2 separate regions of the Mus musculus genome follow, and region 2 is linked to region 1. Evidence: chromatin loops called from intact Hi-C (ENCODE). Cell type or tissue: gastrocnemius. All regions are shown on one strand. Each heading gives the region's core, and the rest is flanking DNA. Links, peaks and the distances in the headings are about the cores only.

Region 1 (6,052 bases), core at 539-5,538:
TCCGCAGGGAGCTCGGCGGGCTAGCCAGGATTCCATTACATCACCCAAGCCGCGCTGTAAACACCGCTGCAGCCATTGGCTGCGGCGCCGCCCTCGCAGCCAATAGCGTGAGAGCATGCAAATCGTCGTTGAGCCAACGCTTCCTTTGGCGCTGGTGCATGCAAATAGACGTCATTGCCCGGGTGGGGGTGGCCTGGCCCAGGCAGGAGGTGGGTGGGGGTGTGTGGAAACTCGTAGCGCGGCTGGCTTGGAGACTTGGCATCCAAATCTGTTCCAGACAGTCCCGAGGGGCACGGAGTGCGATTAAAGGTGAATGTCCTCAATTCTTAGGCCCTTTTCCGTTAGACCCACACAAGCAATGGTGCAAAAATGAAGTTAATTGCTGGGCGTGGTAGCCCAGGCCTGTAATCTCAGCATTTGGGAGTTGGCCAGCCTGAGCTACAAGAAGCCCTGCCCCGAATAAAAGCAAAACAGAAGGGCTGCAGAAATGGTTCGGCTGTCCAGAGCTCCAGCTGCTCTAAGAGGACCCAGATTTGGGTCCTCACGACCGTCATTAACTCCAGTCTAGGGGTTCCAACGCCCTCTTCTAACCTCAGTGGGTACCCGGCATGCACGGGGTGCACATACATACACAGAGGCAAAAATTTACAGACATAAAATAAGTAGATGTTTAAGGTTTGGATTTGTTTGTTTGGGGTTTGTTTGTTTGTTTGTTTTTTAAAGTATAACAAAAAATAAGACCACTTGGAGGTAGGAGGGGAGAAAGAAAAAAAAAAAAAAAGATAGAGAGGTTGCTGAACCATGCTTCCCAGATGGCTCAGGTCAAACCCCAGGAGAAGGTGCCAGGGAGAACCAAGCTACCCAGGAGGTAGTCAGAGCTCAGGGAGCTTTTGGTGTCTTGACCAGGCTTCTCCAGAAATAAATGTCATTTTCAGGGGTGGGTTCTAATGTTTCAGGAAAACAAGACAAAACTACATCTGCACTGGACTTATCTAGGTTTTGTTCTTGTCACTATTGCCTAAATAATTCAGCGTTATAATAACACACATAACATTCACCACACTAAACACTATCCCTAGTGCAGAGCTTTACAGTGTAGAGCAGAGCCAGGTATGGTGTCTTGTATTTATAATCCCAGCACTCAAGAGGCTAGGATTAAGAGAATCTTGAATTTGAGGCCAGCCTGAGCTATAAAGTAAGACTTTTTCTTTTTTTTTTTAATTTTTTTGAGGCAGGGTTTCTCTGTGTAGCCCTGGCTGTCCTGGAACTCACTTTGTAGACCAGGCTGGCCTCGAACTCAGAAATCCACCTACCTCTGCATCCCGAGTGCTGGGATTAAAGGCGTGTGTCACCACCACCGGCAAAGTAAGACTATCTTAAAACTTAAATAAGTAATTATAGTGAATAATATGTGCAACTTATATGTGAAGATTATAAGCGTTCTGCACAAAGAACTTGAATTCCTTGGATGCTGGCATTCTGGGGAGTCCTGGAGTATCCAAGATGCATAAGAAAGATCACTCAGTGGAGTATAGAGGTGTAGAGACGTATCTCAGGAAAGTGGGGAGCAGAGATGCCCATAATCTGCTTTATGCAAAGGAGGCCCAGAGAAGTCCAGCTTACATGTCAATGTGAGTCTGAAGGACCGGGAACTCCATGTGGAATGAATGCCCCATTCAAGATGAAAGTGAGCTCAGTTCCCTGTATGCTTTTGCTATGCCTGGGCTCTCTATGGATCCATGTACATTTAACTGGAGGTTGTAATTTAGAGAGGGATACAACAGTGTCCCGCTAATGAAACAGTGTTTTGCTTTTGTTTTTGAAACAGAATATCGCTATGTAGCCCTGGCTGTCTTGGAACTCACTCTGTAGACCAGACTAGCCTCAAATTCACAGAGATCTGCCTCCCTCTGCCTCCTGGGTGCTAGGATTAAAGGTGTGCACTACCATGTCCAGCATGAAGCAGTTTTTAAACAGAGGGGAGAGATTCCAAACAGAAGAAATGGTACATGGGAAAGTCAGATCTGGGCCAGAGCATGGCTCCTTAAAGCAGCAGACTAAAATACGTGGCTAGAGAGGGGTGTGGTGGAGGACCTGCCAGAGAGGAGACCCTGCTGCATCCATCGTGCAGGGCCTTGGGCCAGGCTCTGTGCTTAAGCTTTCCTTAGCTTTGTCTCTTCTTTCACCGGCCCTGTAAGGTAAGCACTGCTTTGGTATTTAGGAAACTGTGACCCCAAGAAGCTGTCACATGCTGAGAAGAAACAAGACAGAGTTCCCATCTGGGGCCCTGTGGCCTCACAGGCACACTGTGGCTGCTGTTGCCTCCCAGAGAGGAAGCTGAAGTGGTTTCTTCTGACTTCCACATCTTACTACAGAGTTGGGGCCAAAAAATAAATAAATAATTGTAATTTTGCGTAATGGATTTCAACATGTTATAAAAACAAAACCTTGGGCTGGAGAGATGGCTCAGTGGTTAAGAGTGCTGACTGTTCTTCCAGAGGTCCTGAGTTCAATTCCCAGCAGCCACATGGTGGCTCACAACCACCAGTAATGAGATATGATGCCCTCTTCTGGTGTGTCTGAAGACAGTGACAGTGTAGTCATAGATATAAAATAAAATCTTTTAAAAAGAATCAAAAAAGCAAGAGCTCTGGCTGGCTGGAGGGATGGCTCAGTCATAAGAGCTGGCTACTAGTTTCAAATCCTAGCCTCTGCATACGTTGCATGCCCACACATTCAAACTGTCTTGGAGTTTCTCTTGCTGTGATAAAACACTGATGAGGACGCCATGAAGAAGTTCTGCTTACTGGCTGCTCCTCATGGCTTGCTCTGCATGCTTTTTTATAACACCCAGGACCACCAGCCCAAGGATAATATTACCCACAAAACCCTGGCCTCCCACATCAATCCCTAATTAAGAAGACAGAGACAGACCACAAGCATATAGACCAATCTGGTGGGGGCATTTTCTCAGTTGAGGTTCCTCCTTCCAAAATGATGCTAGCCTGTGTCAAATTGACATTAAAAACTACCCACCACCTCAGGCAAACACACACACACACACACACACACACACACACACACACACAAATTAAAACTTGAAAGAAAGCCCCAATGGTGGTGGGACATGCCTTTAATCCCCGGCACGCAGGAGGCAGAAATAGGCAGATCTTTGTGAGTTTGAGGTCAACCTGGTCAACAGAGTTCCAGGACAGCCAGGGTAACACAGAGAAACCCTGTCTTGAAGAACAAAACATATAAACACATTGGTATGCAAGGCTCAGCACACATACACACATACACAGATGGAATACATACATATATATGTGTGTGTGTGTGTGTGTGTGTGTGTGTGTGTGTATCCACACACATATATCACACAATATATTTTGTATATTATATATTAATTATATTTTATATATCATACAAAATAAGCACCAATTATATATTTTATTTATTTATTTATTTATTTATTTATTTGTTTGTTTGTTTGTTTGTTTATTGAGGAAACAGGAAACAAGGGAAAAGAGCCTCTAGCTCCCGCTAGAACCTTAGGTGTGCTGGGGTAGAAACGATTCATGCCTCTGGCCATCAGGGGCCGCTCTGGAGGCTGTGGGAGGACTGACCTGCTGGCACAGGTGATTAACTGGATCTTGTATGCTGTCCCCGGTTGCCAAGAAACGGGTGTTCCTACTGCTCTCAGCCACCGAGCCAGCTCTGGTTACTGCTGACAGGCCCCACAGAGGAGAGTCAGGCAGGCAGAGGGTGCCAGAGGAGACTAAGTCCTTCCCTGTGCAGGCAGCGTGGTGGTTCCCCTTAGAGAACCTGGGTTACCTTTGGGGCCCCTGTCCTCTGGGCCTTGAGCTGTACTCGGAAAATCCAGGACCCATAAACTGCCGAGGAAGGTGCAGAGTACTGCGCGGGAGTGAGAGGGTGCGGGAGGTGGGAGAGGGCCCTGCAGGCTCCCCTGTTCCCCAGCCTTTATTCATTTATTTTCTGTGGCTTTGGGAATGGAACCTGGGCCTCTCACATTGTAGGCCAACACTCTACCACTAAGCGTTAGCCACAGTCTTTTTATTTTTCACTTTGAAACAGAGTTTATACAAGATCTGGAGACCAGTATAGAACTCACCCTGTAGCCCAGGCAAGTCTTGAATTTCCAATCCCCCTGCCTCAGCTCCACGAGTAACTGGGATTACAAGCGTGCATCCCCAGGCTTGACAGATATTAAGAGATACAGAAATGGGTGGTCATACTCATCAAAATCATGATTATCATGATGCCCAAACACAGAGCCGCGTTAAGACTTTTCCTGTAGACCAGGCAGGGCCACTTCCCAGGAAGGGCTGGGGAACCTGAGCTATGGCAGGCACTCAGGTCACTTCAGGAGCAGCTGGCCGTCAGCTGATCGTCCTAAGGACCATTCATCATGCCCCCAAGTCCATTCTGCTGAGCCATGGTTATTTCCGAGTGTGGACAGAGCGCAGGTTGTATAACAGGCTAGAAGCTAGGAGATGGTTTGAGGGAAGCTTGTGGCAGGGTTGGGGTTGTTCTCACCTTCTCCAGTCAGAGTAGCACCTCAGAGCGGAGGAGGAGGAGCCCCGAGGCTTGGAAGGGAAAAAGGGAATCCATCACTGAGGAGAGCGACACAGCCTGTCAGCCTGCTTCCTCCTTCTGGATCCAGAAGATAGGCCATCCTCCCTTCCCACGCATTAATCCCTCTCCCCCAAGCTCTGCCTTTGCTCGAATCTGCCCTGTTCCTGGGCGGGGGTGGGGGGTGGGGTGGGGGAACCCTGTGCCAGTTCCCACTGCTCTCCATTCTCCAGTGGGTAGTCTGGACTCAAATACACCTTCATGGTGTGTTTCCAGTGGCTTTACTATAAGGAAATGCAAGAATATCTTCTTTGAGGTGTGGTCGTGACTTCAGAGACCATGACAGGGGACAAATCGCTGTGGTTTGAATGCCAGCCCCGTTCGCATGAGCCGGTCTACAAACCAACTACTTCATGCCTCACCTTCTCCCCTGAGTCACGAGGATCTGAGCAGTTTGTATGCATGAGGCACTTAAACAGCTCCTGGCCCAAGGTCAGCCCTGTGTAAGTGTTGGCTATAATTAGACAATATTTTCGGATCACTTTCCTCGGCCTTGGCTCCTAATAAGCACTTGGTGAAAGGCACTTGTTATTTTTATCTTCCTTCTCCCTCGCTAACTTAATCCCTTCCACAAACCCACCTTCAGTTAGCCTCCCAGCAGTGAAAGTGTGTGTATGTTACATTTCTCTAACGTTTACACTTACAAAACACTTCTGTTCCGACCTCGCGGCAAACCCGGGAGCTAGCAGCGCACTCAAATGATCGCTGTCATGTTGCAGAGCCAGGAACAGGGTGTGATCTGTCTAGTGGCATCAGCTGCTAAGGGGTGTGTCCAAGCCACCAAGCAGGGTATTCTGACCTCAGGCACCGGGTGCTTGCTTCTGGATGATATGGCCCGGGGCATGCCAGCTCCAGGCTGCCAGGACAGATTCGCTAGGGGAGGGAGGAGAGCCCCTACTGGTTCCAGAACTGAGAGCACTCCCAGAGTGGGAAGAGCCTATGTTCTTTATAATTATCCCCCATAGCACCTAGAAGCTTACCAGGAGCTGTGTGGCAGTGCCCTCCACTGGCCATAAGTGGTACTGTCGGCTTTTAGAGGACGGAAAGGTAGCTCTATCTACACATAGTTATAGAAAATACCCAAGGCCTAGGAGTGCCAAGTCCTCTGTTAGGAATCACAGAGGTCAAACGAAACTCTCAAAAAGCCTTGGGCATGGGGCAACTAATTGAGAAAGAGACCCAACATTGACCTCTGGTTTCCACATATTCACACACACACACACACACACACACATACACACACACACACACACACACACACACACACACACACAGGTATATCCACAGGCATGTACACACATGAACTTAGACATATACAATGCACTGGGCATGGTGACACATATCTGTAATCCTGGTGCTCAAGAGATATGAGGATCTGTGTAAGTTCAAGTCTAGCCTG
Region 2 (6,052 bases), core at 763-5,762, 60 kb before region 1:
GTTGACTGAGAATCTATGATGTACCAGGCATGACCATGAACACTAGGCACCAGATGCCAGGTCAAGCCATGAGCATACACAGTCATAGGCCCCGTTTCTCCGGGGTCTGCATAACTGAATGTGCACACTCAATGTGTAACTAGACATATGAAGGGAAGACTCAAGGACCCCACCAAGGGATGCCTGACAGAGTTCCCAGTTGTCTGGGAGGTTATCAGAAAGAAAGGGGCATCCCAGACCTGAAGGGTGAGATGAGACATGAGCCAGTTGCACAAGGGCAGTTGGGGTGGGAACAACATTCTCAAAGGCCAACAGGACATAGAGGGTTCGAGGGGGGGGGGATGAAAATTCAGGAGGAGCAGATATCCAGGAAAGCCACAACTCAGGGACTGCAGGAAGATCTGAAGATTTTAAACTCTGGGGATGAGTAGCTTCGCTGGGTCCAGGGGCAGGTTACACAGGAAATGGCCTGACACGGTGCCTCTTTTAATAACACCTTGATGGGGGCTGGAGAGGTGCATCAGCGGTTAAGTGCACTTGCTGTCTTACAGAGGCCTGGGTTCAGTTCTCAGCACCCACATCAGGCAGCCCACAACCATCCATCTAACTATAGTTCCAAGGGCTCTTGACCCCTCTTCTGGCTCCCACCGGCACTGCATGCACATGGTATGCATAAGTACATGCAAAGCATTCATATATGTAAGATATAAATATATAGTTGAACAGAAGTGGATCCTCATAGTCAGTTATTGGATGGATCATAGGGCTCCCAGTGGAGGAGCTAGAGAAAGTACCCAAGGAGCTACAGGGATCTGCAACCCTATAGGTGGAACAACACTATGAACTAACCAGTACCCCAGAGCTCTTGACTCTAGCTGCATATGTATCAAAAGATGGCCTAGTCGGCCATCACTAGAAAGAGAGGCCCATTGGACAAGCAAACTTTATATGCCCCAGTACAGGGGAATGCCAGGGCCAAAAAAATGGGAATGGGTGGGTAGGGAAGTGGGGGGGGGGAGGGTATGGGGGACTTTTGGGATAGCATTGGAAATGTAATTGAGGAAAATACATAATAAAACACATATTAAAAATTAAAAAAAAGAAAAGAAAAAATATATAGTTGAAAAAAAGGTAAAATAAAAGGCACCACAACATCTGCACTGACTGGTTCTGTGTGTTAACCTGACACATCTGGAGTTATCACAGAGAAAGGAGCCTCCCTTGAGGAAATGCCTCCATGAAATCCAGCTGTGGGGCATTTTCTCAATTAGTGATAAAGGGGGGAGAACCCATTGTAAGTGGTGCCATCCCTGGGCTGGTGTCCTGGGTTCTATAAGCAAGCAAGCTGAGCAAGGCAGGTGAGGCAAGCTAGTAAGGAACATCCCTCCATGGCCTCTGCATCAGCTCCTGCTTCCTGGCCTGCTTGAGTTTCAGTCCAGATTCCCTTTGGTGATGCACAGCAATGTGGAAGTGTAACCTGAATAAATCCTTTCTGTTGCAGGATTTTCCCTGTCCAATTACATTAGGGCAGCAGGAGGCCTGTGATTGGACAGGGAAGGAGCTAAGAGTGGCAGAGACAGAGAGCGAAGAGACACAGAGCATAGCAGAGAGAGAAAAAGGAAGATGGCGGCAGACATGAACCAGGGTGGCTTTACCAACCACAAGTATTTGTGACATCATAAAGTTAGAATAATTGGGATAAAGCTTTTATCATTATCAATTGGTTCTGAAATTACTGTATTGGCATCTTGTAAATTGAGACTTTATTGATACATAAATCTGATTGGTTAATTATACGCTTTAAGGGTTTTGGTTCTACCAGGTAAATGGGTGTTGTGTTGGCTGACCCTGGGGTGGACGGCCGCCTGCATGGGATCCACCAAGGGACTTGGGAGCTCCAGTACAGAGAGACGGCCAAGTTGAGATCACCCAGCTGGAGCTCTATGGCCTGCTGGTGCCAGCTCTAGCATGGGAACTTTTTGTTTGTTGAGACAGGGTCTCTCTGTGTAGCCCTGGCTGTCCTGGAACTCACTCTGTAGACCAGGCTGGCCTCAAACTCAGAAATCTGCCTGCCTCTGCCTCCCAAGTGCTGGGATTGAAGGCATGCACCACCACTACCCAGAGCACGGGAACTTTTAAAAATACTTCCCGCAACACCTTTCCTCCCTACTTGCTTCGTGGTCGTGAGTTTGTGCAGGAATAGAAACCCTGACTGAGACAACATCAGTAGAGTGATGAACCCAGAAGCCCCAGTGGACTTGTGGGCTGGGTAAGAGGCAAGGCCAGTGATATAGGAGACAGAACAAAACTCTATCAGGTGGAAAGGACCTCAGAGGAAGGACCTCTGAGGAGATGCCTGAGGGAGGAAGGCCAAGGACAGAAACTGAAGCATAAGAAGGCAGTGCTCCTGGGCAGCCAGAGCGTGCAAGGACAGAGTTTGGGGTGGAGTGTACTCAGAAGCAAGCACCTTCCTGCCTGCCCCAACCCATGTCCTCTCCTGCCCCTCTTGTTCAGTAAATCTCTGCCACACTGGCCTCTTTCCTACTCCTCAGACATGACAGATTCATTCCTAGCGTGGACCTTTTCACCCTCTCTCTCTCTGATGGGAACATCACGTCCTGGCTAGGTCTCCCCACGGGTCAGGTCTCAGCTAAAATGTCACCTCCCACAGAGGCTTTCCCTGACCACCTTCACTGATGCCACCCCTATCATGGTACAGTCACCATCTATAAATACCTCCTGTCTCTTTTTATAGGTCCATGTGATGTCCCCTTACCAAAACTTAGGATTCTTAAGGCAGGGAGCTCTACTCTCTAATACTAGGGCTCCCCAAGCAGCCATTCCAAAAGGCTCTGCAAGGCAGGTTTCAGGGTTCAGATGAAGCTGGACTGACTCCATCATAGTGAGAGCCAATCCAGTGCCAGGAGAGGGAGCACAAGAAGGGATCTGCTAGGAGGAGGGCAGGACAGAACCCAGAGGCACTGGGCGGGAAGCTCCTAGTGACAGGAAGAGATGCAGGCCAATCACAGAGAGGGAAAGGCAGGTGGGAAGCAAACAAGGTATCAGACACCCAGACAATGCATGAGACAAGTGCCCAACCACAGTTGTGAACATCCTCCCACCCCCTCAGTGTCACTCTGGTGGTTTGAATGAGGATAGCTCCCACAGGCTCATATGTTGAATACTTGGTCCCTAGTTGGTGGAACTGTTTGGGAAGGATTAGGTGTGGCCTAGTTGGAAGAGGTGTTATTTGGGCGTGTTCCTTGAGATTGCAAAGGCTTATGCCATTCCAGCTGGCGCTCTCCCTCTCCCTCTCCCTCTCCCTCTCCCTCTCCCTCTCCCTCTCCCTCTCCCTCTCCCTCTCCCTCTCCCTCTCCCTCTCCCTCTCCCTCTCCTCCTTCTCCCTCTCTCTCCTCCCCCTCCCCTTCCCCTCCCCCTCCCCCTCCCCCTCCCTCCCTCTCTCCCTCTCTCTCTCTCTCTCTCTCTCTCTCTCTCTCTCTCTCTCTCTCTCTCTCTCTCTCCCTCTCTCTGCCTCATGGTTGTGGATCACATGTAAGCTCTCAGCTACTGCTCCAGTGTCGTGCCTGCTTGTCTGCCACCATGCTCCCCACCATGATGGTCATGGACTCACCCTCTGAAACTAAGAATCCCCTAGTTAAATACCTTCTTTTATAAGTTGCCTTGGTCAAAGTATCTCTTCACCGTAATAGGAAAGTAACTAAAACAGTCCCCAAGTGTCTACTGATGCCCTGTCCTTTTTGGTTGGTTGGTTGATCGGTTTCGAGTTTTTGAGACAGGGTTTCTCTCTGTAGCCCTGGCTTTTCTGGACTTGCTTTGTAGACAAGGCTGGCCTTGAACTTACAGAGGTCCACCTGCCTCTGCCTCCTGAGTGCTGGGATGAAAGGAGTGTGCTACCATGCCGGCTTCACCCTGTTTGCTGAAAAGGGGAAGAACTTAGGTAACATGGAAAGAAGCAGACACATGGGACTCCCAGTGTTATCCTAAAGCCCATGGTCTCTAGTCTCCTCAGAAATGTTAGTAGAGGACAAGTAGATGCCATGAGGAGTATGGGTAAGGCCAGAAGAGCAGCCAACATAAGGACTGAGAAGTGACCAATGGAGGAGAGGATAAGGCCAGGCTGGAAACGTCCTAGAACCAGTTGGAAGCCCAGAGAATGGGGGTGGGGAGTGGGGTCCAATCTGAGAGGCTTGGCTGCAGGAGAGTAACTAGAGCAGGCAGTGGGGGTGCAGAAAGGCTATTTTAAGGCAGAAGAAACCTGAGTGTTGGGACAGTAGAGCCAATGAGGAGCAACGGAAGACACAGGATGAAGGAGGATGTCAGGAGCACAAGGTCTGAGACAGGGAGGCTCGAAGGGCAAGGTGAGGGGGAAGAACCTTCTGGAAGAGTGGAGCAGAGCTGAGGGTTCAGGTACCTGGTAACCAGTCTTAGCAATGCCAGTCAGCAGAGGTGTGCTATTATTTGAGGCTACCCAGCTCCAAGTCAAAGGGTAGACTACTACCACAGTCACCTGGAGATGGAGTTTGTCTGGACTGTGTCTGTGGGAGGAATGGCATTAGGATAGGGACAAGAGTGACGGAGGCTATGGATCACTACATCTAAACTGGTAGGGACTAAAGGACAGGGCAGAAGTAGAGGTCATAGGTCAGGAGGCCTTCATGGAAGTGGTTGGATGATGGGCCAGTGGAATGACTCGGTGGGCAAACACACTTGCCACCAAGTCTGACGACCTGAGTTCAGTCCCTGGGACCTACAGGTGGAAGGAGAGAACCAATTCCTATAAGTGGTCTTCTGACTTCCTTAAGTGTGCCACAGGGTATATACACAGGGTATATACACACACATGCACACACTAAATAAATAATAAAATGCTTACATGAGCACCTGAACAGACGGGTGACCATGGGCTCCCCGTGAGGGACGGGTTCTGCATGGGGACATATCTGTCAGACAGAAGAGGGGCAGGCACAGAGCATGATCCACAGCTCAGCCATCCCACAGGGCCCATGAACCACAGCTGCATTGGGCCCCCATAGCATGGGAGGAATGTTCCAGGGTTGGTTTGGCCTAGGGGAGACAGGTGCATGGCAGAGATTCACACAACACAGAGTGATGTCCTATGTCCCACAGGGGCTGGGTAAATAGCTCAGTGGGTAAAGTGCTTTGCTGTATATGCATGAAGACCAGAGATCACATCTCCAGAGTCCACATGCAAAGGTACCTTCCACCAAGACTGTGACCTGAGTTCCACACCCAAGATTGACATGGTGGAAAGAGTGAACGGACTCCTCAGAGTCATCCTCTGACAGCCACACATAAGCTATGGCATGCACACACACACACATGCACACATGTGCACACACATGTACACAACACACATATATGCATGCACACATGTGCACACACATGTACACAACACACATATATGCATGCACACATGTGCACACACATGTACACAATACACATATATGCATGCACACATGTGCACACACATGTACACAACACACATATATGCATGCACACATGTGCACACAACACACATATATGTATGTGCCCACAATACACATGCACAAACAGGTGCACACACAATAAATAAAAAGTAAGTTGTAATTTTTAAAAGTTTTTGAGCATGATGACATATGCCTTTAATCATAACAGTAGAGAGGCAAAGGCAGATGGATCTCTGTGAGTTCAAGGTCAACCAGGTATCCATAGCAAGTTCTAGACCAGCCAGAGATATCTGGAATGATCCTGTTTAAAATGATGATGATGATGATGATGATGATGATGATGATGATGATAAAGTATAGCAAAGTTCTGGTGGAGGGGACTCAGAAACAGCCAGTTCCCCAGGGCTCCATGGTAACCAGTACAGACAAAATGAAAAGATCTAAGTTTAGTGGAAGACTACCACAAAAAATAAGTTAGAGATTGATAGAGGAAGATTCCCAAAGTTGACTTGTGGTCTACAGACCTGCACACACCTATGTGCACTCACGTGGCCTACACATCTGTACACACACATGTGCACTCA

Evidence for each region. A loop is a pair of places that touch in the nucleus more often than their neighbours do. Peaks named below come from ENCODE experiments on the same cell type or tissue, not always from the same donor. Only the 100,000 strongest peaks of a DNase experiment are listed, where the experiment ranks them.
Region 2: it touches region 1 in a loop (9-fold over the local background); 18 of 42 quality-filtered maps call a loop at or near these places.

What each region holds. Positions count from the first base shown.
Region 1 is chr15:101,240,468-101,246,519 of GRCm38, reverse strand. No RefSeq gene overlaps it. Among named protein-coding and RNA genes, the nearest start is that of A330009N23Rik, 18 kb to the right of the region's middle. In gastrocnemius, for the core only: a CTCF peak has its summit at 3,593; a DNase peak (open chromatin) is centred at 3,654; H3K4me3 peaks cover 2,010 bases; H3K27ac peaks cover 4,656 bases.
Region 2 is chr15:101,300,562-101,306,613 of GRCm38, reverse strand. No RefSeq gene overlaps it. Among named protein-coding and RNA genes, the nearest start is that of Gm41403, 5.0 kb to the right of the region's middle. In gastrocnemius, for the core only: no CTCF peak of the experiment used is centred there; no DNase peak of the experiment used is centred there; H3K27ac peaks cover 4,241 bases.